2 separate regions of the Homo sapiens genome follow, and region 1 is linked to region 2. Evidence: chromatin contacts called from ENCODE Hi-C or POLR2A ChIA-PET data. All regions are on one chromosome and are shown on one strand. Each heading gives the region's core, a stretch centred on a gene start or an enhancer-like site at or near the end of the contact. The rest is flanking DNA. Distances are from core to core; before and after follow the strand shown. Region 1 overlaps CMKLR2-AS (CMKLR2 antisense RNA). Region 2 holds the start of ADAM23 (ADAM metallopeptidase domain 23).

Region 1 (3,198 bases), core at 640-3,139, 200 kb after region 2:
TGATGATATTATTTTAGATTTATGTTGAGAGTACCGTGAGCAACAAAATAATGGTTTCTTGCTGTAACAGTAAAGCTACACTGTGCTCATATTCCTTCCTTGACAAGTGGGACGTGCTGATCCTGTGATAATTTTCTATTAAAGGAGTTAATTTATTTTGCAGCAAATAATTTGTGGAGATGAGTTCATTTCCTGTGATGAATATCAGTACAACATAACCAGGTTACTTTCTATGATCTCACTGAGCTGCTATAATCCAACTGGCTAAAGAACTCATCAACTGTATACCTCAGCAAGAAAGAAACCCAGCTTTTCCAACGAAATTCTGTTGGGACACTCTCTTAAGTTTGATGAATACGTTATTTACTGATTGCTTGAGAAAAACATAAAAAGGAAGAGATGTGCATGCTGTAGGAAATTACTGAAGAGCAACCCAATCAATATGAGCAGATTCCACTTGCAATACCTAGAAGACAGCCTCTTTTAAAAAATCAACCTTTATTTATTTAAGGCTGAAACAAATGAGTGTGAATATTCCTGTGAATGAACTCTCTGATTGGAGCCATTGATCACTAAATTACTAGAAGCCCAAGAAATTGCTAAATATTTGAATAAAAAGGTAAAATGGCTGAATACTTGCTACAATCATTTTTTTCTCTCTGTTTTTAATACATTTCTGAGGAAATCTCAAAATGCCACTTATATACAATGTTTGGGATATTATAATCCCTCCTACAAGATAAGCTGTTTTCAGTGTGTGCCGAAATTCAGCCCTTCCCATCCAACCTCCAAAAATCCAAAAGGAAGACCACGGAGAAACACTGTATTTATATATGAAGTATCATTCCAGAGCAAGGAGCCCCTCCCAGACAAGAAAGGAAGAACCATTTCATTTTACTATCTTCTAAAATTTTCCCAGCTTCTTTAGTGCATATAAAGAACCATAAATAAGTATGCATGTATATGTGTGTTAATAATGATAAAATCATTCCAGAGGTAGATGATTTTACTTTGTATAATGTTAAAGAAATGAAAGTCTCATTGGGGCAGAATGACAGATAGAAAGGCCATGTTTAATGTTATCAATATAGTTGGGTGATAGAATAAATAATTTATATCAACATGACATTTTCCATATGGTAACCAAAAATTTATTTGACTAAGCTTTTATCTCCTGAACTTGCTGGCGGCTTTGGAATTAAAGAGAAAATCAGCCGGGCACGGTGGCTCACTCCTGTAATCCCAGCACTTTGGGAGGCCAAGGGTGGGGGTGTGGATCACAAGGTCAGGAGTTCAAGACCAGCCTGGCCAAGATGGTGAAACCCTGTCTCTACTAAAAAATACAAAAATTAGCTGGGCGTGGTGGTGGGCGCCTGTAATCCCAGCTACTTGGGAGGCTGAGGCAGGAGAATGGCTTGAACCCGGGAGGCGGAGGTTGTACTGAGCCGAGATTGCACCATTGAGCTTTAGCCTGGGCAACAGAGCAAGACTCTGTCTCAAAAAAAAAAAAAAAAAAAAAAAGAGAGAGAAAATCGCCAGCTCTTCTAAAGGGTAAGTGGTATTTTTAGATGTTACTTCCCTAAATGAACTCTTCCCTGCCTCTACAAACCTATGCCCCAGCCTAAATCAGGGCCCCTGCTCTAAACTTCTCACTTAGAGCAACTATTATTATGTATGGGGAGGCTTATTTCATGAATGTCTGTCTCTGCCACCAGCCTGTGGTTTTGCTTACCTTCATACTCCCAGAGCCTAGCACAGTGCCTGGCAAACAGTAAGGCTCAATAGTATTTATTGAAGGAAAGACTATTCAGTAAGTTTGGATAAAGGCATTCATGTGCCTGGGCATCTTGGCAATAACTACTTTGTGTGAGAACACAAACGTGAACTGGAGAAAAGAATTTAAGTCTTAATTATCATCAAATCTGTTAAATCTATTAGTTCCTGTTTCAGTTCCTCTTTTCTTTTTTTTTTTTTTTTTTTTGAGATGGAGTCTCACTCTGTCACCCAGGCTGGAGTGCAGTGGCGCGATCTCGGCTCACTGCAAGCTCTGCCTCCTGGGTTCATGCCATTCTCCTGTCTCAGCCTCCCGAGTAGCTGGGAGTACAGGCACCTGCCAACTGCCCGCCACCACGCCTGGCTAATTTTTTTGTATTTTTAGTAGAGACGGGGTTTCACTGTGTTAGCCAGGATGGTCTCGATCCCCTGATCTCATGATTCACCTGCCTCGGCCTCCCAAAATGCTGGGATTACAGGCCTGAGCCGGATTACAGGCCTGAGCCACAGCGCCCAGCCCTTTTTTTTTTTTTTTTTTTTTTTAATCAAAAGCGTTAAAAGAATGTTGAGTACCTAGAAAAGCCAGCCCCACTCCTGAGAGGTATGTTCAATCTGTTCAGTCACTTCCTTAGACCAGCACTTTTGATTGATAACAGGTCTCATTTCCAGGGAAAGATGATGAGATTTTTCTCTAAACTACTACGAGGAGTTCACTATAGTTCACTAGAAACCATTGTCACTGTCATGTGTTGCTTATCATTAAAACCAGTTGACCTAACTCCACTCAAAGGAAGCAAGTACCAACCACATCTAATTATGTAAATAGCACTTAACACATACAGTAATACTCAGCATTTCCTGAGTACTTGTTAAGTACAGTACAATGCTAAGCAACTTCATGTGCATTGTCACATTTAACTCTCACAAGAATCCTGGGAGGTACTGTTATTATTTCCACAAGGCTAAAAGAGCTTTGGCCCTTAGCAAAAGTGGTGAAGACCAGACTAAACATCTGGGTTTGTCTGACCTCAGGGCCTTCCTTCTTAACCCCTGTACACACAGTCTCTCTGCGTAATCATCTTTTAAGGTGTTCATCTCCCTTACTAAACTGAGAAAGTCAAGGGCAAGACATATATTTTACTCATCCTTGTATCTCAGCTAGGAGCAGAGTGCTGGAAACATAATAGGTGCTCAGTGAATGTCTAGTGAATGAGGAAGGAAGTGCTTTCTCAATCATCAAAATGATGCTATGTTTAGTAGGGTTTTAATGTTAAATATACTGAACTATACTATGTATAGAAATAAAATATGAAATAAGACAAATTGTATGTAATAAGTCAAATATTACATATATAAATATATATAGCTCTTCTTGAGTTATTTTTTTATTTTTTTGAGACAGGGTCTCACTCTGTCGTCCAGGCT
Region 2 (3,199 bases), core at 623-3,122:
CTGTAACTGATATTACTGCTGCTATTCTGTTGCAATGTATTGTCTTCATCTGCCAGGACTCCCAAATTTTTTTCTGCAGTTTCATTCCAATGCGGAGCTGGTGGAGGTAGGGGGGTGGGGGAGCAGAAAATACAAACATACACAAACACACACATATTTACCCCATAAATACATAAGCACTAAAATGCATTTTTCCTTTAATTTCAAACACAAAGTTTTCTATTTATAAGCAGTTAAGAAGTAGAGCTAGAGTAAAGCAAGTTATTTCAACAATAAAATGGCCTGGAGAAGTTAATAAATAGCCAATAAGGCTTATACAACTGTGCACTATTTATTTTGATTTATGTCTTATATATACATTTCTAGTCAGACTCAAATCTATACTTCTAAGTGTTGGGGGGGGGGTAGAATGAACTTGAGGGAAGAAGAGTCATTAAATGAACATGTTCAGGGGTCCTGCCCCCGATCTCCACCCCTTCTCTGAGTCCACAGAAGCACAACTCTACTCTGCCTAGTGGCATCCCATCCAAGAGCTAAGAACGCTCCTAAGATAACTTGAGTACTGAATTTATGGATACCGAATATTAATCGACTCTTTTAACAAAATGGACAATTCCCTTCTCTTTTAACTTTAAGATGAGCAAACATACTTTGCCATGTAGGGATACAGATGCTGGCAGCTTCCCAATTTCTTTTTATTTTCCTGACAAAGCCAGCTTTCTGCTTTCAGTGACTTCCAATCATCAATATATAGAAGATGGTATTATATTAATTGTTCATTATAATGACAAGCACTTTGAGAAATCAGAACCAAAGGTCGTGCATGAAGTATGTCTTCAGCACCTTAATTCTTTGGTCCCCGAAGTGTGCCTCCCCCACCTTAATTCCAACCGCACTGAATGCGCCGGATACGAAATTTGAGGAAACAGCCCATTACCACTATTATCACTACATCCTCCCCGCATTCACATTAAGGTTCCACCACGCAAGTAGCAACTTGCTCCCTCGCTGTATTTCCCATCCACTGGTTGCCCCTCCGCAAGTTGCACAGAGATCGCTGAGGGACCCAGGATCCACTAAACACCTCCCAGTGGAACCAACAAGAATTGGAATGGGTTTTTCGCGAATGCAACAGAAATGGACTTCCAAAAGTGAACTGGGATGAATGGGGGTTTGGGAACGAGAAGGGTGGAAAGACAGGCAGGGAGGGAAGGAAAGGCCGAGCCGGGGACAAGCCCGGAGCACACGGACCCGCGCGCCCTTCGCTTTCCTCTGCAGGGCCCCGCGGGAAAGCCAACGCAAAGGGCACGGGGCCATACCCACCGCTGGGCGCAGCAGCCCCCCAGGCGCGGGGCCGGGACGAGGCGGCGAGCGGAGGCAGCAGGAGAAGGACGAGAAGCAGGCGGCAGGGCGGCGTGCGGGCCGGGGCGCTGGCAGGCACCGAGCCGGCGGGGCCGCGTTGGGGGCCGCAGGAAGCGCCGGCAAGGCTGCAGCCCGCCAGGGGCGGCTGCCGCGAGCTGCTGCCGGGCGGCTTCATGGCTCATAGCTCCCGGGCGCCGCTCCGTGTGGCCGGCGAGAGCGCCGGGCTAGCTGCGGGGCGGCCGCGGGCGGAGCCGGTCACGCCGGCTCGGCGCGCATGGTGCCGCGGCGGGCAGGGGGCTCCGGGCTCGGGGCACGGGGCGCGGGGCTCGGGGCTGGGCGGCGCCCCCTTTCCCGGCTCGCCTAGCCTCGCAGCCACTCCCGGGGCGGGACGCAGAGGAGTCCAGGGGTCCTCGCCGCTCCGCCAACTTGGAGCCTCCCCAGCGGCTACTCCCTCCCCCGGCGGGCGCGGCCGCTTCAGCGACTGCGGGGGCTGCCGCCGGGCCTGAGGATGCTGAGGCGGCGCGCGGGAGCGAGCGGCGCGGGGACGCGCGGGAGCGAGCGGCGCGGGGACGCGCGGAGCGGGCGTGCGCCCCGCCCCCCGAGAGCGCGCCCGAGCGGGGCTTCGGGTGCTGATGCTGTTGCTGGATGCTGTGCTGCTGCTGTTGCCTGGCCCGGAACGCACTGCGCATGCTTTGTTGGGGGGCGGGGAAGGGGGTAAAGCAGCAGAGTGATGCAGCAGCCCAAGCAGCATCGGAGGTGACGGGTGGTACCTCAAAAGATGGGGGCGGTGGAGGGGGAGCCGGCAGTCACGGATAAGCCAGAAGAAAGAGAGTACGGGGGTTTCCAGGCCAGAGACAGGGATGATCGGGAGAAAACAACCAGCCGAAGTCCACCTGCCTTTTCCACCACCCCAGACTTCACATACCCTCTCCTATTCCAACCTCTTCCTGCTCTGGATAAACTAAGGCCACGCATCTCCTTCTTAATCCCTTATATATTTGCTTCCTGCATGTAAATATAAAGGATTGCAGCCGGGGAGGTAAAAATAGCGCGGCTCCTCATTCAGATTGCCAGCAGCGGGTGGGACTGCGGCTGAGAAGAGCGTTTGCGCCGCAGGCTGGCGCGGAGTGGCAGGAATCCCCCGCGCAGGGGCGCTCTGCCCCGGCCTGTGTCCTCCCTGCCGGTGCCTGGGGTCTTTGAGGAAAGCACAAGAAGCCGGACGGTGTTTGCTCAAAAGTTCAGAAAGTATGACTGGGCATATTCGGGAAGGACTTCGACATTCTGGCGGGGAAGCAATACAGAGATTAGAAACCAAGTGTGTGGCAGCTATCTTGGGAAATCCGTTGTTTGTCAACCACGGGGATGGGCACACATTTAGGAGGACACATTTCTATTTTTGAGATCCAGTCCTGACTTCTGCAGAGGAAAGGGGAAGTTTTCTCTCGTTGCTGTAAAAAATGTAAATCCCTGACTTCGGTGGGTTCGCAGCCACTAAATCTGATGGCTTCAGATAAGAGTCTGTGGCATATTTCTGCCCCCAAACTCTCATAATGCAAGCATTCATTTATTCACCCTCCCAATGACAATCTGAGTGATAACAATGTTGTCTTACTCCGACATCCACGGGGTGAGGGCTGGGGTGGAGAATTCCATGATTAAAAGAAAGAATGTGGGTATAAAAGTGCCATGGCCATGACAGAACTCAGTGTTAGCCATCATCTTCTCCACTCACACTTAACAAAGAGAAAAGAAGAAGACATATACGCGCGCGCACACACACATTACAAAACTGTTAGGTAAATACTGAGATAACTTCCTTTCTATGTTGAGCTAGGAT

Evidence for each region. A loop is a pair of places that touch in the nucleus more often than their neighbours do. ChIA-PET counts read pairs that join two places held with the same protein, here RNA polymerase II (POLR2A). Pooled maps may share reads with other maps.
Region 1: a pooled map shows a loop between it and region 2 (3-fold over the local background). The contact joins the enhancer-like site here to the promoter of ADAM23 in region 2. A Hi-C loop is called at or near these places in 2 of 37 single-sample maps with no recorded cell type and 6 of 50 pooled maps. POLR2A ChIA-PET finds 5 or more read pairs at or near these places in 1 of 52 experiments (WTC11).

What each region holds. Positions count from the first base shown.
Region 1 is chr2:206,244,767-206,247,964 of GRCh38, reverse strand. The region is part of intron 2 of CMKLR2-AS (CMKLR2 antisense RNA); the gene reads right to left. Among named protein-coding and RNA genes, the nearest start is that of ZDBF2, 28 kb to the left of the region's middle. Within about 2 kb of position 1,889, at least 3 of the 41 ENCODE cell types and tissues checked have a DNase peak (open chromatin) inside an H3K27ac peak, as active enhancers do.
Region 2 is chr2:206,442,205-206,445,403 of GRCh38, reverse strand. It overlaps ADAM23 (ADAM metallopeptidase domain 23), which reads right to left and starts at 1,872. Exons shown (of 26, transcript NM_003812.4): 1 at 1,324-1,872; 2 at 1-97. The coding sequence starts at 1,537. RefSeq lists a silencer at 1,298-1,427.